Regions from separate parts of the Homo sapiens genome. Here all the other regions are linked to region 4. A link is a loop called in an ENCODE intact Hi-C map of the cell type or tissue named here. Cell type or tissue: PC-3. All regions are shown on one strand. Region 1 overlaps SLC25A21 (solute carrier family 25 member 21). Region 2 overlaps SLC25A21 (solute carrier family 25 member 21). Region 3 overlaps SLC25A21 (solute carrier family 25 member 21). Region 4 overlaps SLC25A21 (solute carrier family 25 member 21). Region 5 overlaps SLC25A21 (solute carrier family 25 member 21). Region 6 overlaps MIPOL1 (mirror-image polydactyly 1). Region 7 has its middle 14 kb from the start of PAX9.

Evidence for each region. A loop is a pair of places that touch in the nucleus more often than their neighbours do. Peaks named below come from ENCODE experiments on the same cell type or tissue, not always from the same donor. Only the 100,000 strongest peaks of a DNase experiment are listed, where the experiment ranks them.
Region 1: it touches region 4 in a loop (7-fold over the local background); 13 of 110 quality-filtered maps call a loop at or near these places.
Region 2: a loop joins it to region 4, with 9 times the contacts of the local background. A loop is called at or near these places in 12 of 110 quality-filtered maps.
Region 3: it touches region 4 in a loop (9-fold over the local background); 18 of 110 quality-filtered maps call a loop at or near these places.
Region 5: it touches region 4 in a loop (7-fold over the local background); 5 of 110 quality-filtered maps call a loop at or near these places.
Region 6: it touches region 4 in a loop (2.7-fold over the local background); 4 of 110 quality-filtered maps call a loop at or near these places.
Region 7: it touches region 4 in a loop (8-fold over the local background); 58 of 110 quality-filtered maps call a loop at or near these places.

The regions. Positions count from the first base shown.
Region 1 is chr14:36,771,453-36,775,452 of GRCh38, reverse strand. All of the region lies in intron 3 of SLC25A21 (solute carrier family 25 member 21), which reads left to right. Among named protein-coding and RNA genes, the nearest start is that of PAX9, 110 kb to the right of the region's middle. In PC-3, CTCF peaks have their summits at 2,056 and 2,258; DNase peaks (open chromatin) are centred at 1,732 and 2,192.
Region 2 is chr14:37,115,985-37,119,984 of GRCh38, reverse strand. All of the region lies in intron 1 of SLC25A21 (solute carrier family 25 member 21), which reads left to right. Among named protein-coding and RNA genes, the nearest start is that of SLC25A21-AS1, 54 kb to the left of the region's middle. In PC-3, a CTCF peak has its summit at 2,240; DNase peaks (open chromatin) are centred at 2,264 and 2,824; H3K4me3 peaks cover 505 bases; H3K27ac peaks cover 2,022 bases.
Region 3 is chr14:37,148,338-37,152,337 of GRCh38, reverse strand. The region is part of intron 1 of SLC25A21 (solute carrier family 25 member 21); the gene reads left to right. Among named protein-coding and RNA genes, the nearest start is that of SLC25A21-AS1, 22 kb to the left of the region's middle. In PC-3, CTCF peaks have their summits at 1,661 (motif pointing right) and 2,433 (motif pointing right); a DNase peak (open chromatin) is centred at 1,637.
Region 4 is chr14:36,939,965-36,943,964 of GRCh38, reverse strand. The region is part of intron 1 of SLC25A21 (solute carrier family 25 member 21); the gene reads left to right. Among named protein-coding and RNA genes, the nearest start is that of MIR4503, 10 kb to the left of the region's middle. In PC-3, CTCF peaks have their summits at 1,344 and 1,547 (motif pointing right); DNase peaks (open chromatin) are centred at 904 and 1,584; H3K27ac peaks cover 1,532 bases.
Region 5 is chr14:36,752,103-36,756,102 of GRCh38, reverse strand. All of the region lies in intron 3 of SLC25A21 (solute carrier family 25 member 21), which reads left to right. Among named protein-coding and RNA genes, the nearest start is that of PAX9, 92 kb to the right of the region's middle. In PC-3, CTCF peaks have their summits at 2,017 and 2,250 (motif pointing left); no DNase peak of the experiment used is centred here.
Region 6 is chr14:37,228,937-37,232,936 of GRCh38, reverse strand. All of the region lies in intron 1 of MIPOL1 (mirror-image polydactyly 1), which reads right to left. Among named protein-coding and RNA genes, the nearest start is that of MIPOL1, 33 kb to the right of the region's middle. In PC-3, a CTCF peak has its summit at 2,158 (motif pointing left); a DNase peak (open chromatin) is centred at 2,136.
Region 7 is chr14:36,645,963-36,649,962 of GRCh38, reverse strand. No RefSeq gene overlaps it. Among named protein-coding and RNA genes, the nearest start is that of PAX9, 14 kb to the left of the region's middle. RefSeq lists an enhancer at 1,782-2,611. In PC-3, CTCF peaks have their summits at 1,636 and 1,837 (motif pointing left); a DNase peak (open chromatin) is centred at 1,812; H3K4me3 peaks cover 1,202 bases.

The DNA of each region.
Region 1 (4,000 bases), 170 kb after region 4:
TTTGGGAAGCCCTTAACTATTTGTCAATTTGTAATATTATATAAATTAGCTGGGAAACGATTTTTTTCGGGAGGGCTGTACAAACTTCACTTCCCTGGTTACTTTAGACAGTTCTTATTGTGTGTAGCTCATAAGAGTGAATCTATCTAAATATTCTGGGAACCAAGCTTAAACACAGGACTGAGTTTCTATTCTTCCCCTTTTCTATATTGATTTCCTGAGTGGCAAGCACTCACCCTTTCAGTAAAGCGAACATACTTCTTTTTATAAGTCCTATGGGACTAAGTTCTACTCAAACAGTTCTTTGGAAATAAGCAATTACAGAATTCTCCATATGCAACTATTGAGTGAAGGGAATACCATCTCATGAAGATAAGAATGAGTGTGTAATTACTGTTATTATACTTATTAATTTTATTATGCTATAAAAGTGATTAAAATTATATTGTACATAAGTACCACTGGAATTAATTCAAAAGTTTTTAGACTTTTATTAAAATATTTTAAATTGTCGTTATTTCTAAAATAGAAACATTAGCTTTTTGCTTTAATTTGTATCAGTTTGTGTAAATAAAATGACAAGAGAATTGACACAACACAATATATATTACTAAGGTAAGAAATCCGAGTCCTTATTTTACCTCTTTGTTTTTCATTTAAAAAGAGTCTCTACAGCCTGAGCAACATAGCAAGACCTTGTTCTCTACAAAAAATAACAAATTAGCTGGGTGTGGTGGCACATGCCTGTCATCCCAGCTACTCAGGAGGCTGAGGGGGAGGATCCTTGAGCCCAGGAGATTAAGGCTGCAGTGAGCCTTGATCACACCACTGCCCTCCAGCCTGGGCAACAGAGACCCTGTCTTAAAAAAAAAAAGTCTCTAAAATAAACTCAACCTGTGTTAATAAGATGGATATAAAGCCTTCTGTTCATCTTAGAATTTGGAGTCCAGAATATATTATCAAAATCTACCTAACGATCTATCAGTTCTTTTCCTCATACTGGCTTTCCCAGAAGTAATCTCAGGAAAAGTACTGAGAAATAAACTTTTTGAATAGTTTCTGCAATGTCACATGGAATATCTGCTAACACATAAGCTGAAGCACTTTGCAGAAACTTAAAATATAATCAAAGAAACCAAGAGCACATGTTAGTTGACTACTCCCCATACCTGCTGAGTAATTGATTAGACCACTAGCATTTACAAATGTCGAGTTTCTATTATATATAAAACACTTGCTAAATATTAAGAAAGCAACCAAATCCTTTTTGTACAAGAGCTTGCAGTCTAATAGAGAATTATAACAACTACATAAATCACTGAATAAATGGTAAAAGGGGACGTGCTATTGGGGGAACACAAAGAAAGCACTCCTAGAAGTTCCCTCCATAGAGGAAGGAGTGTGGCATTGGAGCTGGTATCTGGGAATTCCTCTCATCTGCTCAGCAGAAGTAGACATATTAACTCAAGACATCTACAAATGTCCATCAGATGGACATGAAACATAACTCATGTGTATTCATTACAAAAAGCATCCGTGAATACCTTTGAACCATCATCTTGTTGCAATTCCGTTTTTCCCTACCATTATGAATGGATGTATGTATCTATAATGGATGATGTAATGGGCAAGAGCATGTGCTTTGGAGTCATAGAGACCTGGCTGGGTAAGTTATTTAACTTCTCTAAGCCTCTGTCTTCTCATCTCTATCCTGTTGACAACGTGAGAACTCTCCACATAGGGTTATCATGAGGATTAAGCAAAACTGCACTGGTGGATCTCTGGTGAGTCAGTAAATAGTAATTCAGAAAATGTTACTATTATATTTGCTGTTAGTATGCTGCTTTTTGTCAACACAACAAGATTTTGGGCTCTTTTAAGACAAGGATCATTTGTTTTTCTTCTTTTATACCTTATTCAAAATACAGTTCTAGATTTCAAATTAATACTCAATAGATCCATGTTGTTTTTGCATTTTAAACTTTTGAACATATTCTCTCTGAGACCAAAGAAATCTGAGGATGAGACAAGCACAGAGTCTTTCTCCATCACATATTCTAGTTGTGGCTTATCAGTTATAAGCCTTTAGGGGTCCTCCCAGATGAATGTTAATTGATATGGCTTTGGTAATGTGAGATGCCCTAGATGGCAGGCCCTTATCACAGCAGAGTCTGACGGGTCTGACTCATCACTCACAGCTGAGAAGACACAACATTCTACATGGTTGTTTAGCCACCCAGTGGCTGGTAGCTGATTTTTTTTTTTTCCTTCTCGAAATCTGTCATCGTGCATGCAACCAAGCAAAGTATTTTAAGTTTATTTTGAAAGAACATGAAATCCTCAAGAATGCTGGTAAATGTGAGATATTTTTTCTTTAGCATAGTACTGCAGCAGAAAAAGAGAACTTTCACCATCTTTTTCTTCTGAACGGTGTTCAGCAATCTCCCAATCTCTTAATTCATAATTTCCATTTATCACCAAGCCAGTTCATAGTGAAAATGAGGCAATTTGTATAGGCAATCGGTATGTTCATTTTTAAAAACATATTATGCTTTTATTTTACTGTGCTTAGAATTGCAACAAAGGAAGATGTAGTTATTGATTGTTACCATTCCCAACAGCAACCTGGGTTTCTCACCCCAAATTATGTAACACTGAACTGCCAGAGAACTATGCAGGGGAGCCTTGGTATTCACAGATTTAACACTCTAGGTTTTGAATATTTGCAATCGACCATGAAGGTTTGTGATGTGTTAATTGGCAGTTTTGCTGAGGTTCAAATTCGAATCATATGTACTTTGAAGCTAGTGTTAGGGAGTGATTGAGGAGCTAGTGTGTTAGCCTAGTCAGCCGCCCAACATCCCTCTCCAATCAGATTTTTTTTGTTCTCTGCTCTTCACATAAGCACTAACTCTTAGGGTGATTAAAAACTTGATTTCTATGAAAAAGAAAAGTAGTCATCCTATGAAAGATAAAACATGAATAAATCTTTCAAAAACATTGACTTGGTGTGGGAAGAGATAGACTTTGGAAATGCATATGTTTCAAAAGAAATCATTCTTGGAAAAAGCCAGAAGCCTGTGCAAATATCTCCATGTTCACGGATTTGGAGATTTTTTTATGTCTCAGGATTTAGCCCTTGCAAATATCAAGGATTTACAAACGTGTTTTGGAAGGTCTGAATGAGATTTTAAATTTAAAATTTTCCCTTGTTTTGCTTCTGCTACACTTGAAATATGGCTGCTGAGTGCCAGGCTACAAGAGCTCTCCCTTTTCACTTCCTATGTAGGCTTTTGGGGCAAAACTTGCTCCTGACAGAGTCCATATGGCCTGTAAGCAGTGCTCTGTGGCCCAGCTGTGGCCGTGAAGTGGCACAATCTAGGAATGTGAAATCTTAGGGTTTGGCAAACTTTCCTGTTCGTTGGCCCCAAGGAAAATGGTGTGCCCCACCTTATGCTGCTCGCGAGCTCAGACCTCTGTTCGTTGGTCATCAGCAATTATCAGACACAGATGAGGCCCAATGAGCCCAGACACCAGAGTCTGTGTACAAAATGTTCTTCGGTACAGGGCAAAATGAGAAGATGGAGTTTTTTTGTAAAGCTCAGATGTATTCAATTTAAAGGGCTATTCCTTATTAATATTTTTATGTTAAAATGCCCTTTTAATAAAATGATGGAGACAGTAGTTTTTTTTTTTTTATGTTTCTTGCTTGGCAAGATTAAAAGTTGGCAACTTTATATAAAAGTCCCCCAAATGTTTTGAAATTTTGCTTGTCTGGGAAATCTAATAAACTATATATAGTTCTAAAACTATATGGTTTAGCAAGAGAGAAACTCTTCTCTAGAGAGTTCAAGTTTGTCCTCATAGTCAGGAGTAGACAAACTGTGGCCTCTGGGCTTTTTGCACAAGAGCGTCTGAGTCCTTGCGTCACCCATGAACCCATCTCTTCCGTGGCACTGTATTTCATTGCCACTCAAGCTATTGGACCAGCTGTGTTTAC
Region 2 (4,000 bases), 180 kb before region 4:
ATTTCTAAAGTCTGAACATTGAATCTCCTTCTGCCACTCGTATCATTGTGGCAGATATCATATCATATCATTTTCACCTTTATCTTTAGGTAGGAACTTGCTGCCACCCTACCTGAGAACAGTGTACAGTAAGATCTTTGTAGTTGATGCTGTATTACATATTTACCTCTCTGTGAGCTATTTTCATTTTAATAGAGCTGAAATGGTTACCAGAAAGGGGTTCCCATCCAGACCCCAAGAGACGGTTCTTGGACCTCACACAAGAAAGAATTTGGGGCAAATCCATAGAATATAGAATAAAGTGAAAGCAAGTTTATTAGGAAGTAAAGGAATAAATAGTGGCTACTCCATAGGCAGAGCAGCGGCGTGGGCTGCTCAACTGATTATGCTTATAGTTCTTTTCTTTTCTTTTTTCTTTTTTCTTTTTTTTTATGGTGTCTCACTCTGTCGCCTAGGCTGGAGTATAGTGGCACTATCTTGGCTTACTGCAACCTCCATCTCCCAGGTTCAAGCAATTCTCCTGCCTCAGCCTCCTGAGTAGCTGGGATTATAGGCCCATGCCACCACACCACCACGCCTGGATAATTTTTGTATTTTTAGTAGGGATGAGGCTTCACCATGTTGGCCAGGCTGGTCTCGAATGCCTGACCTCAAGTGATCCACCTGCCTCAGCTTCCCAAAGTGCTGGGATTACAGGCATGAGCCACTGTGCCTGGCCTAGTTATTTCTTGATTCTATGCTAAGCAAGGGGTGGATTTATGAGTTTTCTGTGAAAGGGGCAGGCAGTTCCTGGAACTGAGGCTTCTTCTCCTTTTTCGACCATCTAGGGTAACTTCTGGATGTTGCCATGGCATTTGTAAACTGTCATGGCGCCAGTGGGAGTGTCCTTTAGCAAGCCAATGCATTATAATTAGTGTATAATGAGCAGTGAGGATTACTGGAGGTCACTTCCATCACCATCTTGGTTTTGGTTGGATTTGGCCAGCTTCTTAACTGCATGCTGTTTTATCGGCAGGATCTTTGTGACTTGTATCTTGTGCTAAGCTTGTATCTCATCCTGTGACTTAGAATGCCTAACCTCCTGGGAATGCAGCCCAGTAGGTGTCAGACTTATTTTACCCAGCCTGTGTTCAAGATGGAGTCACTCTGGTTCAAATGCCTCTGAAAAAACCTTTAAATTAAAAAAAAATTATTGTAATGGTGGATTTTCAGGAATCAATTACTAGGTAAGGAAACCATGGGAGTCAAGGAATAAGTATAAAAACCCTAAAGAAAAGATAGTCCAGGGAATTACTCTGCTTAAATTTAAGGTTGGTTTTATGTACTTCCTTAGTAGTTGTCTCAATCCTTAAATATCTTTTAAAATAAGAAAAATAAGTTGGACTATTATCAATAATAGTGTAACCACTCAATGGGTTCTTCTTACCCACTGCCCAGATAAAGCCAATTTATCAAGGCAGGGGAACTGCAATAGAGAAAGAGCTTTACATATTCAGAACCAGTTAAACAGGAGAGCGGAGTTTTATTATTACTCAAATCAGCCTCCCTAAAAATTTGGAGGCTAGAGTTTTTCAAAAATAGTTGGGAGGAGGCAGGTGGCTGGGGAATGGGAGCTGCTGATTGTTTGGGGGTACAATCACAGAGCTGTGGAAAATGGTCTTCCTGTTTGCTGAGTCTGCTTCTAGGTGGGGCCACAGGACTTGTTGGTGGATCTGGGTGGAGCCATCAGTTGTCAGAAATGCAAAAACCTGAAAAGACATCTCAAAAGTCCATTCTTAGGTTCTAACAATAGTGGTGTTATCTGCAGGAGTGGTTGGAGAAGCTGCAAATATTGTGACCTCTGGAATAATGGCTGGTAATCCATTACATCTGTACGTTAGTATAATTCGGGTTCCTACCATCCTCCTAACTTGGTGGCCTTTCATTAGTTTTGCAAAGGTGGTTTAGTTTCTGGGGAGGGCTATTATCATTTAAACTATAAATTAAGCTTTTTGGGAGGAGGGGAATCCATACAAAAAAGAATCATTTTGTAGTCTTAAAATATTTGTTAATTTAATAAAGTTTTTAAACTATCTTTAGTGATTGGACTTCCTACCAAAATGACAAAAAAAAAAAACAAACAAAAAAAAACTATGTTTGGTGAATTTTATGTATCCAGTAACTACTTTTTGCTTTGTGATCCTGTATTTTTATCCTCAGATTGCTTATGTATTTCTGCATTTAGGAAGGAGATGGCAGTATTGAGCCTTGGCAGTGACTTAACCCCACTATTTGAAGGAGCTTAAAAGTTCTTCATAGAGAGGTATCAGTTTCATCTCTTGGGATTTTATTTTCTACACTTCCCCCCTCTCCCTCTTTGTATTCCCATGTGGAGAGTGAAAAACGTACTCTAGTATATGTTATATTAGATCTGTCATACCAGGATACTATTAAATTACTTATTCTCATTTCTACACATCTAAGAATGCCGACTTAAGGGATGTATAGAAAAAACTCTCTTCTAAAATAAAGAGAGCCAGCTCTAAAATGCAAAAGTATGTTTACGATGTGCCTGTTTTCCTAAGGCTTTGACAGGAAGAATTAACTTTACATTTCCAACATACAAAACACTTTACTGAGCCACATCTTATGGTAAATAAACTGTGCTCTGGGAATAAATTTTTCACCATTTCTTTTTTAGGGCAATAAGCTACTGCTAAGAAAATGACTTTTTCTAGTGCTGATGCCCTGAAAAAAAGTTTAGATGATGAGAGGAATTATTTACTTAGACTCCATTCACAGCCACTGTTTTGCCTGCATTCCAAATTTCAAAAGGATGATTCATGTACCTTTTAGCTCTATGTTGAAAAATAAAATGAGTCACAGTGCCCTTTGTCAATATCAAGAGTAATTAAAGAGTACATTTTTCAGCTATAAACTATAAGAAAAACAGAATGCTACCACGTAAAGTTGTAGTAAGTTGTTTTTAAAAGTATAAGCCAAGATTAGCAAACTGAGCCGCCATGTCAAAGGATCTGAATTGGTAGTTGGAATGGCACCCAATACTACAAGTTATGTTTTGAAAAGCTGTCCTGCCATGCTTAAAATAAGAAAAAGAAATATTTTAACTCATAAGATTATGTGGCTTTCTTTGAAATCTGGGCAATTAAATCACATACAAAAAGATGTGTAGTTGTTTAGTTTGATTATCATTGACAGTGGGATTTTCTTTGGTACCTTAACTTTTATATGTTCAAAATTGTTGTTGAAATGTTATGTGACAAATAATTTGTGGATTTAACTAAGCCAGCAAGCATATTTGGTTTCTATTATAAGTGAAGGACCCAACAACAACATCTTCATTTCATATTGTTCCGATAAATTTAATGACATTATTTTTTTTTGAACCAAAAGGAAATTTTTTCTCAGCTGGATTCTTTCACTGTAGGTTTTAATCACAAACTTTGAAAATGAGAACATAGCTATTATTTTTTATTAAAAGGATATGTTCTGGTTAGTTTGGAAAGGTCTGCCTAGTAAGGGCTTTCAATAACATGTCCAAGGACTTCAAATGTAATGCTGAAGTTAGAGAAAGTCAAATATGCCTTGTAGTACCATTGTATCTTAAGTGTTGTAAGATGCACACAAAGTGAATGTATATGCATTGTAAGGTAGTAAATTGTAAATTCCAACTGAGAAGAGGCCAGTGAAAGATTATCTACCCGGAGTGGGACATAGGTCTGTATATGTGGTACCAAGCTCATCTTGAGAGAGGGTATTGTACATGTGCTGTGTGTTATGAAAATTGAAGTTTACAGTGTCTTACATATAACATGTATTCGCTTAGTGCTTGCTGAGTGATTTAAATTTTATGACTATTCTTGCTTAGTAAGTTTTAGTTGTTTTTTTTTAAAGCCAATACTTCAAAACTCTTTGAGTTTTCTTATCCTTTCTGTTAAAGCAGGATTGTTCCCTGGGACAAGTTCAGTTTTACATAGATAAATATAATGTGAATTTCTTT
Region 3 (4,000 bases), 210 kb before region 4:
ATGTTTCAGAGATATATTTTGAAACTAATATCAGACCTTCAAACAAATTATCATTTTCTCATTTCTATTTTGAGTTCAGTCTTTTCATTCATTCTTTTTGTCATCTTTAGAAGTCACAATGAACTTCCTGGGATATTTGTTTGGGTTGGGTAGATCCTTCCTAACTATCATAGTCAATAAGTATGATAAGATTTTAAAAAGTAAGATAAATCTTATCTTTTGAGTGCTAACATTTACTGAATGCTTACTATGTGCAAAGCATCTTACTTTGCTTAAATAATCTCTATTATTATTATTATTTTTGAGATGGGGTTTCTCTCTGTCGCCCACACTGGAGTGCAGTGAAGTGACCTCGGCTCACTGCAAACCCCTTCTCCTGGGTTCAAGCGTCTCTCTTGCCTCAGCCTCCAAAGTAGCTGGGATTACAGGCACATGCCACCCTGCCCAGCTAATATTTGTATTTTTAGTAGAGACAGGGTTTCACTATGTTGGCCAGGCTCGTCTTGAACTCCTGACCTCAAGTGATCTGCCCGCCTTGGCCTCCCAAAGTGCTGGATTCCAGGCATGAGCCAATTTGTAATTTCTTGAAGATGAGGAAAGTGAAGCTCAGAGAAATTAAATATCTTGTTCAAGGCTGATGACAGACACAGACTCAAACTCTGCTCTTTGCTTTCAAAGCTTGAGCTCTCATCCATTACTCCACCCTGCCTCTTAGTGTGCAGAATGAGAAATCAGGTAAGCAGCCCCTTCAAGTATTGCCCCCATAAGTCTTCTTTTTCTCTCTGGTTATGTTAAATACCACAGCTTTTTCTTGAACTTGAGTGTTAATGAACAAACAGGGTCTGCCCTTGTACAAAAGTCCATTTCTTGTTTTTGCAGATTTTTAAATGCCAGCCATAGCTTAAGTATGAAATTCTCCATATTAACCAGCAGTGCCTCTGTTGGCATTAATGCGGCATCTTTTTTTCTGCCAGATGCTACAGGCAATTGGTCAGGAAGTGGGCCAAGCCTCCACCCTCACGTATTGTTAACTGAATTCGCACACAACTAATAAGATACTGGTGTGACTCAGTAGAGTGAGAGCAACCCAAGAGTGGACAGGAGGGGCCTGTCTGAAAAAGGAGGGAATCTTAAGTCGCATGTAATTTAATGTCTGTAAAAACTAGAATAGACTACTGTAGGGAGAACGTATAGCCTCCTCTTTGGAGAAAGAAGAATGAAATTCAATAGAACTCGATAGAATTGGATGACACCTAAAATAGAATCATGGCCCAAAGTAATTTTGCAGAATGAAGAGAAAGAGAGAGAGAGAGAGAGAACCTACCAATGTGCTAATATTTCTTGAAAAGTTACCAATATTTATCGACCATCAAGTATGCCAAATCAGAATAATACAATTGTGAAAAACATTAGTTTTTGTTCTGATTGCTTGAGGCTTCTATTGCTGTTATTATCACTATCATTTTGGGGCATGATTGTAGAGGCAGGTTAAAGCACTTTGGAGTAAATTGCAAGATCCTCTCCAGAGATCTGAGAATGAGCAGCATTATTTTGGAGCGTCCGCCTAGGACAGCACATTTGATTGGCTAGTTTATCACAGTGGACATTTATATCTGAAACTAAGATTACTATTCTGTACTTGTGCAGACCTATAGATGGCGCTGTCTTCCTATAATTTTGGTGATTTGCTTTTTATTTTCTTTTTAAAAGGAAAAGCTTTCTGCAGATATAGTTAGATCTAGAAGTGTGTTAACTTCTGATTACATTCCACTATTGCAAAGCATCTTTGCCTTGCATAGATCATAGAGAATTCTACACTTGAAAAATACAGACTGTACTTTGGGAATTAATTTTTCTTTTAATTGTGATTCATACCTGTGTATGTATGGAAAAATGGGTTTATGTATATGAGTAAGAAAGAGGGATGGAAGAAACTGTTTTTATTTGTATAATATTTATTTTCTTTATGTTGGTTCTTGCCGTAAAATTTGAATTAGAGTCCTGGATAAAATAGAAATCATTGATAAGCTTAGGATAAATGTCATAATTTCTTGTAGATCTTAGAGATTACCTGAAACTCCTAGATTCCATAATTTTGTTTTTCAAAGTTATTAGGGCTAGGGTATGTATTATAGTCATAATAAATTATAAACATCTCTAAACAGGAGCTACAGTGCCAAACACGTAGGTTTTATTTATGTATCTGGGACTCAAATGCCATTTCTTGTTTTAATTCAGTGGCCTTTAACATAAGAAATTGGGTATATGTATGAATAATAATTTTTCTTGAATGTAAGTTCTAAACAGGATTTTTTTCCTTCAACCCTACTCCTTCTGTAAGGAAAAAGTTTTAAGTATGATACATATTATGTTGTGGATTTGGTTTATGAATGGGAAATGCCAGAAGTGCTTGCTTCTGTAATCAAACTTTAACCACAAGATGGCAGTATAACTTTCCCATGTCTTTAAAAAATTTTTAAATAATTACTAAATTAAATTATTTTTTCTCTCTTAATGAGAAATGTATACAGCTAAGGGATTTCAAGATAGTTCTAAGGAGGATGAATATTGAAGGTACTGTACTAAATATAAGAAATATTAAAGACTATTTAGTGATTATTTATTTATTTTTTGAGTCTTGCTCTGTGAGTCAGCCTGAGTCTGTGCCCAGGCTGGAGTTCAGTAGTGCTGTCTCAGCTCACTGCAACCTCTGCCTCCCGGTTTAAGCGATTCTGCTGCCTCAGCTTCCTGAGTAGCTGGGACTACAGGCGCCCACCACCATGCCCAGCTAATTTTTGTATTTTTAGTAGAGATGGGGTTTCAGCTTCCCAAAGTGCTGGGATTGCAGGTGTGAGCCACCGTGGCCGGCCCTAGCGGATTTTTTTTTTGATGGAGCAGTTTTTAGTTGCCCTAAGAAAACATTTAATTTATATTCTGTAAAGTTGAAATAGGAATATGATATGAAAATGGTAAGCAACTTTGTTTTACAGAGCAATATAGTTTCATTAGGTTTGCCTCATAAAGCATCAAGAAAGTGACAGTAGATTTTCTGTTTCTTTCATGTGTTCATGGACATCTGCATTGGTGTATACCTTGTATTTTGAGCTCATAGCTGGAGATTAGAAGTTCAACAAGAAGCAAGGAAGGGAAGAAAAAGAGAAAAGTAGAGGCACTGGCATCTAAGTTAAAAAAAAACAGTGGTGATAATGATGTCTATGTGATTCTTGTTGGCTTCATATCTTCCATAGTCAAAAAATGGATCATCTAGGCAGGCACAGATAGCTCACGCCTGTAATTCCAGCATTTAGGGAGGCCAAAGTGGGGAGAATTGCTTGAGCCCTGGAGGTTGAGGCTATTGTGAGCCATCATTTGTTCATTCAATTTGGATATTTAAATAGCCGTCATCCAGCATTATATATACTGATAATGTTTTCATTGGTATGCTTACATAATATGTAGTATTCCATTTCACTCTGCAAAGAGGCTTTTCACAAGCATCTATTTTACTTTTCCTTGATTTTTTGTTATTAGTTTAAAAGAGTGCATTGGATCTATTTCTTGTTTTTTAAGTCTTATGAAGAGTGAGCCCCTCTAAGGAAGAGACCAAGTCATGTTTATTTTGTATCTCCAGGCCTACCACAGTGCTTTGAATATAGTAGCTGCTCAATAAATGTATATTTATTCAATGCATTTGCCACAAAGCAATTCAATTTCATTGAGACCTGTTTTGCTTATATATCCCCATGTAACCATATAGAAATATGGCAGAAGTAAAGAAAATACCTTCTGATTTAGACGTCAAATACTTTGACCTCTTTCATAGCATCTTATTTTACTGATGGTGGAGGGAATGTTTCTTGTAGGAATCATAGTTTCTCAGAGCAACAATGAAGACAAAACATCTGTGTTTTGACCTATGGTGTATCTAAATGAAGATGATCTCATGCTAAATAGTATGATTTGCTTTCTATAATAGAAATCTGACATACAATCAATATAA
Region 4 (4,000 bases):
GTGATAATTTTATATTTAATATAAACATCTTTTACTATGTATTTTTTCAATTAATTAATTAAACTTGTTACAGGGAAATATGTTACTAGGAGGTTTCTTAGCCAGCTTTTTAAACAAAGGCTTCTTGCTAACTGGAAGGCCCAGTTAGGTGGTATAAGACTCATACCCTGTTCTTATTTCCAAGCCTTGGCGAAACCTTCCTGACCTGACTTTGCAGTGCTCTCTCAGGTTTGGTACTGTGTAAGCTACAAAGAGCCAAGTGGAACTGTCACTGGGTTACCTGGCATTTCCCCAGACTTTCACAAGGACCGATTTACCAGGGGCAGTTCATCTTGGTCTTACATATAGCAGCAGGGCAGGGACTCAGAGGGACAGAAGCAGCCCTCCAATAGTGTGAATACTTAGAATAGTTCATTTGTGTGCTCTGAAATAAACCCCTACATGTCTAAGACATGATACAAAACAAGCCTAGGGCCAGGTGCGGTGACTTATGCCTGTAATCCCAGCACTTTTGGGAGGCCAAGGCGGGCAGATCACATGAGGCCAGGAGCTCAAGACCAGCCTGGCCAACATGGTGAAAGGGTGTCTTTACTAAAAATACAAAAATTAGCCGGGTGTGGTGGAGCGTGCCTGTAATTCTAGCTAGTCGGGAGGCTGAGGCAGGAGAATCACTTGAACCCGGGAGGCAGAGAGCTGCAGTGAGTTGAGATTGCACCACTGCACTTCAGCCTGGGTGACAGAGTGAGACTCAGTCTTAAACACAGGGACAGTGACTAAAATCTATCTCCCTATGTAGGAAAATATAATAGAATTCTTTCTTCAGCAAATCATAGAGTCTCACAATTGGGAAGACTATAGAGTTCACTTGGTGGACTTGACTGATGTGTGACTCTCTCTGGCATGTAGTAGTAATTCCGCCTTTGCTCAGATTTGCGTTTCTGACTCATTGCCTTCTAAGGCAGAAGCAGCTCTCTACTGGAACCATACCTTCCCCAGTCCCAAAAGATGGGGGTGGACTAGGGGAGGGGCTCAAATCTAAATTTACCCTCCTACTAAAAAGTGCCATGAAGGAAAAATAACTATACCTCTGCACATAATATTTTAGTTTGAAAACTCCAAATTTAGTGTATAAGTAGTATAAGTACTATTTGGTTACTTATGTCCCAAATACAGACTGAACTTCACAAACAGCCGGTCACTTGATTTCATCAAAATTCTTTGCTTGATGGAGAACAGACTAGTGTGACCAGCTTTGGCAGAACATATCAAGGGAAAAGAAAATTGCACAAGTCTTTTCACCACGTTATATTTTTCACCACAGCTGGTCTTTTTCCTCTCCACCACTTCTACCCCTCCAAATTTTCTTTCTGTCCTTGCATAAAATTAAAATCATAACATTTGGTTGCATAGTTAGGATTAATTACTCCAGATACTTTTCATTTATCTTCCTTTCAAATATGTGTGATAGAAAGCATAGATTAAAATAATTAAAATGTGTTCTCCCAACGTGCCTGAGAGCCAAGGTAGACAACTGTCCTACCGCCGTCCGCCACTAGGTGCCAGCACGGTTCTGCTCCCTGCTTAGTTCTTGTCCCAAGATAGTTCAGCGAAGCTTCCAGCTTCTTTAAGAACGTGTACCTTGCATGTATGGCATATTTTTGTGTATTTATATTGTTTCAGAAATTGGACTAGATTTAAGCAAAAATATTCTCAGGACACTTGGCTTTCTAATCGCGAAGAATTTCAGTTTCAAAAAGAATTGAAGGTATAATGAATTTAAGTCATTAGAAACAGCTAGGTGATTTTTTTTTTTAGTTCAAACTCTTAAGCTCGGTGTTAATTGTAAGAGAATGAATAATAGTCTAACTAATTGAAAATTAAACACGTGTAATAAAAATAAATATAAAGTGGTGATGGCATATTTCCGGAGTCATAAGAACAAAATTTTACCAGTTTTGTTATTTTAGGTTTAGCTTTTTACATTGATACAATTATTTCTCCTCTGATGATGTGCATGTAATTTGATGTATCATTGATTTTGCTTCATCTAATTACATGTTCTAAGTTTATTTAAAAAAAATTTATTTAAACATTTGAAAAAATGTTTATTTCAGAATATTTCAAATAAAGACACTATTTTCACACAACCTCTAAAATTATGTATTTAAGTATTTTATTGTATACTTTTCAGTTTCTGTATTTTTAATTTACTTCTTGAGATAAAAATTTGAATTTTTCAATAATTAGCAGTTAATATTTTGACCATTAATGAAGAATAGCATTTAAAATTATTCTGTGAACAAAAGTATAATTATATTTAATTTTATATATTCTAAACTACATAAGAAAGTATAATAAAAAATTCCATGCCATAATTAAATATGCATCACAGATTTTCTGTGCGGAAAATACTGTTAAAATGCAAATTAATGTGGTAAAAACATTTATTAAATGTTGAGACTTATCTGATTCAAGATTTATATCAAAATTATATAAATATAATTTGAATTTATTTGGTGTAGTTTTCTTGATAATGTAAATTAAAGCTACAATCAATGCTATTGCTACAATCACTCCTATATTTAAAAAAGTCAATGTGTAAGTCAAAATACTCTCTATACAATTTTGTGCAGCATAATCTTTGAAAATGATGGAAGCCACAAAATGTTGACTGCCTAAACTATATATTTGAGCTAATAAGAGCATGATTTCTAAAAATATGAGATGATTTTTTTCCACTGTTTTGTGATATATTATGGGATAAGATCATTGCTGTCCCTGATCACATGCATTGTAGGAAGGCCCTCTGTGTACTCCCGGAGTTTGGTTTGATACTAAATAGTGTCAATATTTTGAGTAAAGCTTGAGTAAATTTCAGGAACTTTCCGGACCTATGTAGATATAATATATACTGCATAATTCTTTTACTTCCATTCTGATGGTTTCTTTTAATCTGTAGGAGTATTTTTGTGTGAAAAAAAGAAAAAAGAAAGCAATGAAATGCTGTTTAATCTGAAACAGGTTTTTAAGTTCAGTCTCAGAAGCAAGATCAAATGACCTATCCAGTCATTCTATATCTGCAATTCCTTCACAGTACTTTTCTCCAGTTTCTCAGATCAGCCCAAATCTTGGTTGGAATACTGGATTCTGTACTTTGTCCTTTTTCAGTATCAGACAATCGTAATATGGTCAGAGTTCTATCCAACTTCAAAGATGGTCATCTGAAAGTCTGAAATTCTTTGTTGCTGTGAAGTTCAATGAAAAGATTTCAGTGTTGAATTCAACCCAGACCACAGAACGATTAAATTCTTTGTTTTTGATACGTTGCATGGTAAGATATTGTGTAATCGAGTTGCTTGCAACTTTCTGACTTATTTTATTTAGAAAAAAATGACCAGGCTATTAACTATATATGGCAATTAAAGGAAAGTGCATTGAACATCCTGGCAACACATCACTTTTTTCTGTATTTGATTTAGGCCTCTGTAAAAGGACACCCTCATGCCTTTAAAGTTAAAATACTGTCAATCCCACCATAAACTCCTATTTTTAGGAGTTTTGATTTATAATGCAACCTTTAAAAAAAATACCAACCTACATTCAGAGTAGTATATTTTTTTAAATCTTAGAGAAAATTTTATTAAAATATTGGAATAAACATAGTGTCATTTCCTTTAATTTGGAAGAAAATGAATGAAAAAGAATCAGTGGTTTCAAACACATTTTTCTTCCTTTTCAACTCCAAACTAGCTTAGTTATATGGAAAAGTAATGTATGAACAGATTAATTGAAAGGGGCTGCTGGTAGTCGTTGTTAAAGTTGACTGAGTTCAAGTCTAATGATGAAACTTTGCAATACGCAGTTTAGAATATACACGTAACATTCTTTATTAGATTCTCATTCTATAATACTTACATGAGAAAGGAGGCTTGTACATACCTAAGGTGATTTTTAAACTCTGCTCTGGTACACTGCAGACTGCTATTGACGACGAAGATCT
Region 5 (4,000 bases), 190 kb after region 4:
TGTGCCAGTCTGAGGGAACCACCTCTTTTATTATGGGATGGCACCACCCCAGCATTCTATCAAGCTTTTCAGTGTAGAAATCAAGCCAAATTCTGGCTCTATCCTAAGCCATAGCTGCCAGGACCATATAGAGAAACATGTGGCTGGATGGTTGGAAGCACTTGGCTCAGCCATGCAGAAAATCCACTTTATGTGCTGAGTCCCAGCCTCTCATTTGCCATCCTGGTACAGATGCCAGGCCTGTTACATGGACCCACTTGGCCTCCAGAGGGAGGGGTGGAGCTCTGAGGCCTTCACCAGGAACATGCTGTGGAGCTGGTGGCCAGTAAGAAAGATATCAATTAAGTACAAAAGGCAAGTAATGGACTAATCTGTTTTTGATTCCTCTTATGTTGATAAAAACGATCTATGTGTTCATATATTTGATATATATAGATTTTTTTTAATTTCCAGAAGAAAATGAGTGGTCAAAGTGTGGTTCACAATAAGCACAGAAATTGAGAGTGTTTAGAAATGTTAAAGCAATTTGATATTACCATAGCATCCAAGTGTGTGAGCTGTTGAACTTTGTCGCCATAGCACAGATGCATTGCCATGCCCCATGGGAGTTTGGGTCACATAGAGATCAATGACCGCCACCACAGGGCACTGACAGGGATGAAGGAAAAAAATCACCTTGCCTGTGAGTGTGTATATGTGTGTGCACACATGAGTGCTTGTGTGCATACATGTATGGTTCATGGAAATGTTATATGTGCAAAATGCCCACTTTCTGAATACAGTGGTGGTTTTACATGGTGAGTGATAACTGAATTCTTCCCTGATATCACACTGTTGCTTCTTCAGTGAATAGGGAACCTCCATCCCTATAGCTGGATAAAAACTGGAGTCAGACTTTTCTAAAATGTTGTTGGATACCAGATTTGTCCTCATTCATTATTATTTAATATAAATGGGAGTGTGGTTTTAGACTATGGTTTTTCAAGGGTCCAAACTAAGTGGAATTCTTTGTTTCATTTTCTTTTCCTCTTTATTTTAGAATTGTAGATTGTTTGTGTGATTTTAATTTTAAATTTTTATTTTCCTCTACTATTTTCTGAGCATTTACAGTTTTCATCATAATTCAGACTTTAAAGATGATTATTAACTGTGTATTGAGTTTTCTAAATTCAATTTTTCTCATCCCTTAGCTCTCCTGAAAACAATTATTCTTCCTTTGCCACCGATTTTGCTACTGGCAGTGAAAATGCATTACTATGAAAATTACTGAATTCTGTAGGAAGACAAAGTACAAGTAGATAAATTAATAACATATTTCCTATTAAATTTAACTTTTCCTTGTATTATACTTTTATCTCTTTTTTTTTCTCTTTTGGGCACTGTCTTTTGTATGTTCGTGCCATCAATTTATATCATTCTGGAAATTCTTTCAAGTGCCCACAGTGTGTATGCTGTGTGATATGGCACAGGGGACAGACCACAGGCTTCAGGATCAGAGAGATCTGGGCTTCCGTCCCATATCAATTACTTCTTAACTATGTAGATAAGCTACTTAGGTTCCAAGAATCTTTGTTTCCACATCTGTAAATAAAGATGAAATCAAATTGTGTGTTAAGCAACTCTCATCGAATCTTATTTCCCTTCCCTTTTCCCCTTTAATGTACTTGGAAGATATTTATCCTCACCCACCCACCTTATTTTTTCTATCATATATAGCCTTAAGGAAGTAGAAGAGTGGTAGGTTTGCAGTCTGAAGGCTATAAGCTGCTATAGAACTAGAAGAACTGATATCCCAGTTTAAAGGCTGAGCTCAGGCTGGAGAAGTTTCTCTTTCTCCAGGAAAGGTCAGCCTTTTGTTCTACTCAGGCCTTCAACTGATTGGATGAGACCCACCCACATTATGAAGGGCTATCTGCTTTATTCCATCTCCTGACTTAAATGTTACTCTCACCCAAAAACATCCTCACAGAAACACTCAGAATAACGTTTGACCAAATATCTGGGCACCCTGTAGCCTAGTCAAGTTGATACATAAAATTAGCCTGGTGAATAGAATCAGGTAAAAGTTTCCAAAAAATGGATCTGGGATCAAAGCAGGATCACTTTGATCTCTCTTTGATCTGCTCGCTTTTTCTCTCTCTTTCTCTCTCTCTCTCTCTCTCTCTCTCTCTCTCTCTCTCTCTGTCCCCAGTGAGAGAGCCATCTCAAGATTGTATGGAAACCCTGAATGTTCTGAGATCCTGCCATCTAGAGGTGCCTCATCAGAAGCCAGGTAACAACTTGGTGGATACACTATAGAGAGAAATCAAGCTTCAGAGGAGAGGACTAAAGAGCTGTGACGGGCCCTTTCTAGTTCAGAAGTGCTATGGTTCTGAAATTCTATAAATATTGGCTTTGCTTCTGGTGGATTTTGTCAAATGATTTAGTTTTAAATCATCAATGTCTTTACAGTATGCAACTACTAAGCATTAACTTCCCTTTAGGGAGAGGAATGAATCTAGAGAACATGAAATATTTTTTCAATTAAATTTTAGAACATCCCAAGAAACTGCCTTTGAAATCATGGCTTCTCTATGCCCTTTACATGAAAAGGAAAGCTAAAGCTTATAAAGTGATGGCTGAGATTCTTAAGATGTAGTGATATGTTCCCCAAACTCTCCATTTTTAAATTTTCTCTCTCCTTTTGATAGATTATACCTCTTCTAAACACAAGGCTTCCTAGCTCAGCCAGTATCTTCTCAGTGGGTCCTTTCCTGGAAACCTAATTGGAATTAGTAGCTTCCTTCCATTCCGAGAGCAACCAGTTACTCTCCTGTTTTATTGTTTTTATATCTTTTCACTTTCTGTTATTTTTTATTATGTCATAATACACATAACATAAAATTTGCCATTTTAGCTATTTTAAGTATACACTTCAGTGGCATTCAATAATTCACACTGTTGTGCAACCATCACCGTCATTCACCTCCAGAACTTTTCATCTTCCCAAACTGAAACTCTGAACCCATTAAACCTCTCTCCCCTGGCCACTGGCAACCACCATTCTACTTTCTGTCTCAGTGAGTTTGACTATTCTAGGTACCTCATAGAAATGGCATCATACATTTATTAGTTCGTTCTCACATTGCTAAAGACATACCCAAGACTGGGTTATATATTGACTTATAGTCAGTATGTCTGGGAGGCCTCAGGAAACTTACAATCGTGGTAGAAAGGGAAGCAAACACGTCCTTCTTCACATGGTGGCAGGAAGGAGAAGTGCAAGCAAAGGCGGGGAAAGCCCCTTATAAAACCATCAGATCTCTTGAGAACTCCCTCACTATCACAAGAACAGCATGAGGGTAACTGCTCCCATGATTCAGTTACTTCCCACCAGGCCCCTCCCACAACATGTGGGGATTATGGGAGCTACAATTCAAGATGAGATTTGGGTGGGGACACAGCCAAACCATGTCAATACAGTACTTGTCTTTTTGTGTCTGGCTTATTCCATGTAGCATGGTGTACTCATGTTATAGCATGTGTCAGAACCTCTTTTAAGGCTGTATAATATCCCCATTGTTTATATATGCCACATTTTCTTTATTCAGACATCAATGGATATTTGGGTTGTTTTCACCTTTTGGCTATTGTGAATAATGCTGTTATGAGCATGGGTGTACAAATATTTGTTCAAGTCTCTGCTTTCACTTCTTGTGGGTATATACCCAGAAGTAGAATTGCTGGATCATATGGTAAATCTATGTTTGATTTCTTGAAGATCCTCCACGCTGTTTTCCATGGCAGCTGCACCACTTTACATTCCCAAAAGCAATGCGTAAGGGTTCCAATTTCTTCACATCTTTTCCAACACTTGTTATTTTCTAGGATTTCTTTATTTTTGTTTTGTAATAACTGTCCTAATAGTGGTAAAATGGCATCTCATTGTGGTTTTGATTTGCATTTCCCTCATGATGAGCAATGTTGACCTGGCATTATTTCATTCATGTGTTTTCTGCCT
Region 6 (4,000 bases), 290 kb before region 4:
CTACTGAATAGTTTAATCACTGTATAATCTGGGAATTTTAGAGTGGCCAGATTTTAATCTTTCTGCCTTGGCAGCATGATATAGCAATGGGATTGCAGGTTCATTAAAAGAAGTAAATGAAAATCAAATTTGCTTGATCTCCAGAATTAGAAAATATGTTGGCAGGCTGATTTAAAGGCCCCAACTGACATGATACTTATGAAAAATTGAGGAAAAAAAGTGAATTTGGTCTTAGAAAAGTGACACATGCAAGTAAATGCCTCCATCAATACTATAAAAAGGTACAAGTATTGCTGAAAGAGAAGAACAAATAATAGTCAAAATGGTAAGAGGATATTAAAAGGTACAAGTATGTGTTGACAGAAGAGGAAAAAGAATAGTCAGAAGGGTAAGATGACATTAGAAGACTTGTGAAGAGATATAGTTGCAATTTCCATTTTCCCATTGGATGGCTCAAGTCCTGGTGATCATTGGAATACTAGTATGTTTCTCCTTTTATATAAAATATTGAGAAAAAATGTGAGACAAATTATAAAAAGATGACTGAACATGTGTAGCAAGATACTAATAAGGGACAGAGAGTACACTGTGAAGAAAACAGTTAAGCTGATCTATACCTTAACCAAAACTCCTTATAAACCCTGATGTATAAAATTTATTAGCTGAGTGATAATTCTTCAATTAGTAACTTCTTTTATAACTTCTATTTTCTAGGTATTACTTGTATTCACAGTGTGTCTTTATAACATTGTATACTATAAAACAGTATACATTAGGTACACTGCAGAAGTCAAGCATGATTTATATGCCAAACAATAATAAAATATTTTTTATTTTTTATTTTAATTTTTTTTAGAGACAGTGTTTGGCTCTGTCATCCAGGCTGGAGTGCAGTGGTGTGGTCATAGCTCACTGCAGCCTCAAATTCCTGGGCTCAAGTGATCCTCCCACCTCAGCCTCCTGAGTAGCTTAGACTACAGGCACATACCACCATATCCGGCTACTTTTGTAAAATTTTTTGTAGAGATACGATCTCCCTATGTTGCCCAGGCTGTTCTTTAACTCCTGGCCTCAAACGAGGCTCCCACCTCAGCCTCCTAAAGTGCTAGGATAACAGGTGCGAGCCACTACTCCCGGCCTGTAGGGCTTTTATTCAGTTTTCTCACACCTCTTTGATAGTAATTTTTTTTTAGTGATTAACCTTTACTGATTGTTCCAAAACATTCATCTTAGTTTTCCTAGAGAGAATGCTTTTTATAATGAAATTTCCATTAGCTTACTTTAATATAATTATATAATTATGATCACAGATACAATTAGCATAAACAGGTTTGAGAACAAACACACCTGATACTACTTTTTAAGTAGAGAAATCAACTGGTAAATGCAGAAGTATCTACAAGACATTCATCTATTAGCCTTAGTATCAAGCACACCATAGAAATCAGTCAGTATGTTAATATCAGTGGGAATGCAGAACTTCCATTATTTTGGCAAATCATTGAGTGCAAGCCATTTAAAATAATTTCAACTGTATATTGAAAATATTAGCTGGGCACAGTGGCTCATGCCTGTAATCCCAGCACTTTGGAAGGCCAAAGCAGGAGTCCTGCTTGAGGCCAGGAGTTTGAGACCAGCCTGGGAAACACAGGGAGAATCCATCTCTATGAAAAATAAAAACATTAGCTGGGCATGGTGGTGAGTGCCTGTAGTCCTAATTACTCCAGAGGCTAAGGTGGGAGGATCGCTTGAAACCAGGAGTTTGAGGCTGCAGTGATCACACCACTGCACTCCAGCCTGGGCGATACAGCAAGACCTTGTCTCAAAAATAATAATAATAATACTAATAAAATCTTTTACATTTTCTTGGTCATTAGAGTACTGACTCAAAGTGTAAGGACAGACCAATAAAAACTCACTAACTCCACCAATCAACTGTACACATTCTCCACAGATAACCGGAAAATAACATATAGATAGATAGATAGAGATATATGGAATAAAATTATATTTTGCCTCTAGTTACATAATGAATAGGTAAAATATTGAATTGTACTACATATTGGTTTACTTAAGTTTAATATTATTATCTCATCGGCTGCATTCCCTTGTTTGCCATGCAGTAGCACAATATCATTAGTATACAGCGCCACCTACTGGAGAAATAGACTCACTTTGCAAAGCTTATATATCAGTCCTTTTTATTAATTTTGCAGTAAACCTAACAAAACTGACTTTTAGAAAACCCAGCTTTTCATCTATAACATGTAATTACCCACATTTTTCCTAACCAAGATTCTGACCAAAATTTCTCATTTGATAAGTAATATTTATGAATACTTGGGATTTCTTCAACATCTTATAAAATTTTCCCATAGGAAAAAGAAAAGTGGCAGCTGATTTCTCCAAGGAAAAACTTAGTATTCACGCTGTCCCTTTAAGGAAGATGATAAAATATACAAAGCTACTCCACAAGATAGAGATATGGAGCAACACCCTGCAAGCATCACTGTAAAACTCTCTTCAAAGTTCCACTGGTCACAATAACAAACAGCTAGAGACATATACAAAAGCAGAAGCAGCGTTTCTCAACACTTTGTTGACCTTTTCCTATTAATAAATAACATAGCAAAACTTTTTTTATTTCTTAAAAATTCGGTGAAAATTTTTAGTCCTGTTAGAGCAGGTTTAAGATTATCAAAATTCACCTCTTAATAATGATTTTTAAATGCATATTTATGTATCTTGACAAGTCACAATTGTACATATTTATGCACAACATGTTGTTTTGAAATATACATTGTGGAATGGGTGCATCAAGCTAATTAACATATGCATTATCTCACATGTCTTTTTTGTGGTGAAAACACAAAATCTACTCTCTTAGCAATTTTTAAGAATATAATACATTGTTATTAACTGTAGTCACCATGTTTTACAATAGCTCTCTTGAACTTATTCCTCCTGTCAAACCGAAATTTTGTCTCCTTTGACCAACATCTCCCCAATCACTCCCATCCCCAACCTTTAGCCCCTGATAACCATCATCTTCCTATTTCTAAATCCAACTTTTTTAGATTCTACATATAAATGAGACCATGCAGTCTTTTTGTAACATATATAGTTTTAATGTAAAAATATTTTAATCCTTAATGTAACTAAACTTTGAGTCAAACCCCATTTTTGAATCATGACAAAAAGTATGTAAATTTAATTTAATAAAAGCCCCTAAAATCAATCACCAGCATAAAGAGGTATATAATCAGTAGTGACCGTAACAGATTTTTCCTCCTAATAGTTTTATTTCTACATCGCTGCATAAACTCAATATGGAATTTAAGTATATATCTCTTCATGTTGTTGACTTAATTTAATAATGTTAATTGGTCTGCTACTCTGTAATGTTAATTCATATAACCAATGGGCTTTTTGGGTTTTGTTTTGTTTTTTGGTTAGTTTAGTCTTAGTGGCAAAAATGAATAATGGGCTTGGCTGGGTGCAGTGGCTCACACCTGTAATCCCAGCACTCTAGGAGGCCAAAGGCAGATAGATCACTTGAATCCAGGAGTTTGAGACCAGCATAAGCAATATGGCAAAATCTCGTCTCTACAAAAAATACTAGCTGGGTGTGGTAGCACACGCATGTAGTCCCAGCTACTTGGGGGCTGCAGTAAGAGATCACTTGAGCCAGGGAGGAGGTTACAGTGAGCTGAGATCACACCACTGCAGTCTAGCCTGGGCAACAGAGTGAGACCCCGTCTCAAACACATACACACACAAATTAATCTTTTAATAATATTTATAAATTTAACAATGCACTCATTCATGTCTCTAGTGCCTGTTTTGCACAATACCTAGAAAAGTATATATATGTTTAAATAAGCTATATACAGTAAAGATGTTTGATGAAATTGTTGACTTATTTTAGAAACTTTACCATTTTCAATCTATTAACTTTTCTTTATTGGTCAGGATACTTATTTTACCAAATCAAATCTAT
Region 7 (4,000 bases), 290 kb after region 4:
GATCCATGGTTTAAGTCCACTCATACAGTTGGACCAGAAATGATGATTTTGACAAACTCCAGTTTATCTCCTGGAGCTTTCTTGGAACATCAGTTTGGGTTATTTTCTGTAGTATAGTTGTACGTGCCAATCTCAGGGCAGCTGCCTTTCTTTAAGCTCATGACTGAGGGTGGCAAGAGGTAGTGATTAGTCATCTAACCTCTCAATAGCTGTAAATACTAATTGAATATTTTGAACAACTCTTCAGGTCACATGACAACATGTGGCCATTTGCTTCTTAGACTTCTATTGCATAGCTCGGGGAGCAAATATTCTTTAATAATTGTTAAATATATCTTACAAATCTTCCAAAGAGGAAAAAGTCTCCATCCAAAATTAAACACAGGTTATGTGCTAAAAATGGGCAGTTGGAACTAAAACATAGCTGTTATTATCTTTTCTACAATAACATTTACACACTATTAACTTTTCTGCAATAACGGAACATTAAAGAATAAAATGTAAATTTTACTGCTTTATTTGCAGGGATGAAGGTCAGAGTGTCAAATTGCAGATTTTGGATCCTCAATAATGGGCCGCTGTATTTAACCTCTTCAACTTCTTTTCTCCACTTATAAGAAGGAACAAAATAAAATGTTTTGTGGAAGTTTATATTGAAATGAGGTCAGGTAAACTAATGACTGCTTGGTATTTTATGACAAGTTTTATAACCTTGGAGTTGCCATAACTTTCAAACGATCATCAATAAAGTTTTATTGCAAAAGGGTCGCCATGTGTCTGAATGCTTTTGCACATAGTAAAGCTATGCTGCCCCATTGTCGTAGCTCACCAGCCCCTTTTCACCCCAGCCATAAAGTCCTCTTCTTTTTTATTGGAGGTTGAAAAGTCCTCGGGTCTGCTCTCCTCCATCAAGTTGGCAATGTGGGAACAACACAGAAATTAAACTACATGATTAAATGATCGTACACAACCAAATCTTCAAGAATATGTAATAAGACTGCTTTTTAATAATTATAAATTTGGATTTTAAATGGGTTCCATTTAATAAAATAAATGACAGTGGGCGGCGGGTGGGAAAGGAGGAAGTCAGATGAGAGTTTCCTCCAGAAACTTGTGTTTGAATGTTAGATAAGACCTATCAGTCTACCCGATATACCCAGAGGGCTGCCATTAAATAATTAGGTGCTTAGGGACCGATAATGGTCTCAAGACAAAACAACGAATTGCTAAAGACTCTTTGAGCTGACCCGAGGATCTTAAAGATTTAAGAGGCCTCGCATTGCGTCCTAACTTGAATTTTCCCACGGAGGGAAGGGTTGGGCTACAGCTCATGCTTGCCCGATTGCTGCCTAACACATTCCCTAAACGCTCCCTAAAGCCAAACCAAGAACTTCAAGTGTCCACTTCACGGCATCAGCTGTCAGGTTCAGGTTCGGGTCCGCCTACTCCTTGTCCACTGCCGAATGCTATGTGGAAATGAAGCCGAGAATAATGTCCTGCGATTTAGATGAAGAGAACAGTAAGAAAGGTAGTATGAAACGAAGCTTCTACTGACGCGCCCTTCAGACAGGTATTCCGCAGGCGAGGGTTGTGACCCAGGGAGAGAGTGCGGGAGTGCTAGCAGAGCGGCGGGAGCGGAAGGAGAGGCTGGACGAAAGTTGGAAAATCATCCCATCTCGGGACTTGAGTGCGAGAGCCCGCCCCGGAGTCGGCAAGTCTCCAGGGTTAGAAGGCCCTAGCTCCAAAGTTTTTTGTCCCGGCTCAGGCAGGTCCCCCACCTCTAACCTTCCCCGATTTGCCTGGTTGCTCTCGGGGAAGGGACTGGTAAATACCGCCCTCTCCCGGATTTCCTGAAACTCTCACCAGCGCGCTGAACCCGCTCCTTCCCACGTTCGGCGCCCCGCACTCTGCGTCTGCGCCCACTGCGCGTCACCTTCCCTCCGGCCGAGACCACTAGAGCCCTAGATCCGGGATCTGCGGAGGGAACAGGACCTGAGCCCCTGCTGGACCCTGCAACTTGGCTGCGGAGAGCGCGCAGCCACAAGCGCCGTTCCTCACTTGAGGGCTTCGCGAGAGCTGGCTCAGCCCCGCGGGTCCCCGCCAGTCCTCGCCAGCCCTCGCCAGCCCCGGTCGGCCCCACGCTAAGTCCGCAGCAGGCGGGAAACCCCGCAGGCCTTCCCGGACTCACGAACTGCCTACTCCCACCCCTAAAGAGCTCAGACCTGAAGGTGCTCTTATGGTGCGTGGCCGCAACCCCGGAGTGGAATGGGTGGGGGGCCTCCATGGCGAAGGAGACGCCGTGGGCGAATCGGCTCCCAGCTCGCCCCTCATGTCCTACAGGTCACTAGCCGAGTCCCTACCCCGGGCGCTCCCATGAGGCACCAAGAGCAGCCACGGCCCAGGGAAGGGCCTGGGTCTTCACTGCTGGAGCGGGCCCCAGTCGAGGGCGCGCAGGTGTCGGGGTCCCCAGCAACCTCCGTATGCGCGGAAAGCCGTAAACGGGGTTCTGAGGCCGGCGCCAGGCACAAGGATCACCCCGCGCCACGGGCCACGGCTCAGAGCGCCCACGAAGCCCGGCTGCCAGGTCCAGGCCGCGGCCGGGCGGGACCCACTCGCTCCCCACGGTGCTGGCGCGGCGGGAGTCGGGCTGGTTAAGGCGGGAGGCCGGCACTGCCACGGGCTGTGGCGCCCCCTCCCGAAGACACCTCGCCGGAAGTGCGGCTCCCGCCTGGCAGGCGCTGAGACTCCTCGGCTGTAGCGCGAAGGCCCCGGTCCGCGCAACTTCCCATAATAACGCCGCGAAATGCCTCCAGAAATGCCTGTGTGGTATGGTGTCTGAGCCAATGGTCGGCATTCGTCTTCCCCAAGTGCGGAAAAGAGGATCCCAGCTCCCCGGGATGAGCTACGTACCCACACACGCACGCCGGCCCCTGTGCCCCCGTCAGGGGAAGCGCAGAAAGGCGGGGACTCCCCGGGACGCAACTGCCTAGTATCACCTACCAAGAGAAGTTACTTTTTTTCCGGGATCACAGAACCCCCCCTTCACGTCCCCAAGTCTCCAGCAAGAAGTGGGAGAGGACGTGTGTGGCTCCCCAGAAGCAGGCTCCAAGTTGTCCCGGGGGCAAGCCCTCTGGAAGGAACCTTGCTCTGCTGACCCAACTTGAGCAGGGCCACCCTGGCTGCGGTCATCTCCACTCCGGCCTCAGGGACGAACCCAGCCGCTCTCTACACCACCACTGGAAAGGGGAGACCCTTTCCTCTTGTATATGCCAAAGAGGTTAGACGTTCTTTTTTCAGAGTAACATTTAAAAAAGAAATTAGATCAGACAGAGGGAACAAAACTTCTCAGAAATATAGAAAGCACAGTTTTCTGAGTTAGGTTTCTGATGGTAATAACAGTCAAGACTGTTGAGGGGAACCTCGTTCAGGAGTTCTTTTCTATGGCTTCATCTTTGACTCAGTTTGAGAACTTGGGCTTCTCTGTCATTGAGCACTGAATAGAAAAATAGCAGAGTGCTAGCTAATTTCTGCCTCTGCACTCCTGTAAGCTGCTATAAGCCCATCTTATTAAGATCAGCTAAGGCTGTGAAGGGAGAATCTCAGTGTGGAACGCAGGAGATGGATCCTCCTGTCCAGTTAGCTCTGCAGAACAACTCTGGGTTTCTTCTTGCTGTAATTATGCAGCCACTTTAATGCTGAACTGAGGAGGCATAGCTGCCCTTTTAAAGCTTTGCCCAAGGAGCCATAAGTACCCATTTTCGTTAGTCTAGAATAGCACGCTCATATATTTAACACATATTTATTGAGAATTTGGTATGTGTCAGGCACTGTGTGAGGTGCTGGGGTACAATGACAAAGGAGAAAGACATGCCCTCACAGACAAGATGAAACATCTGGCTGACAGGATACTCCTCTTAGCTCAGGTTCTCTGTAGGGCTGGCTGTTTCTTGCTGGCAAAGGCAGATTTTCTTTTCCATGCTTGAGGACACGGAAATACAAA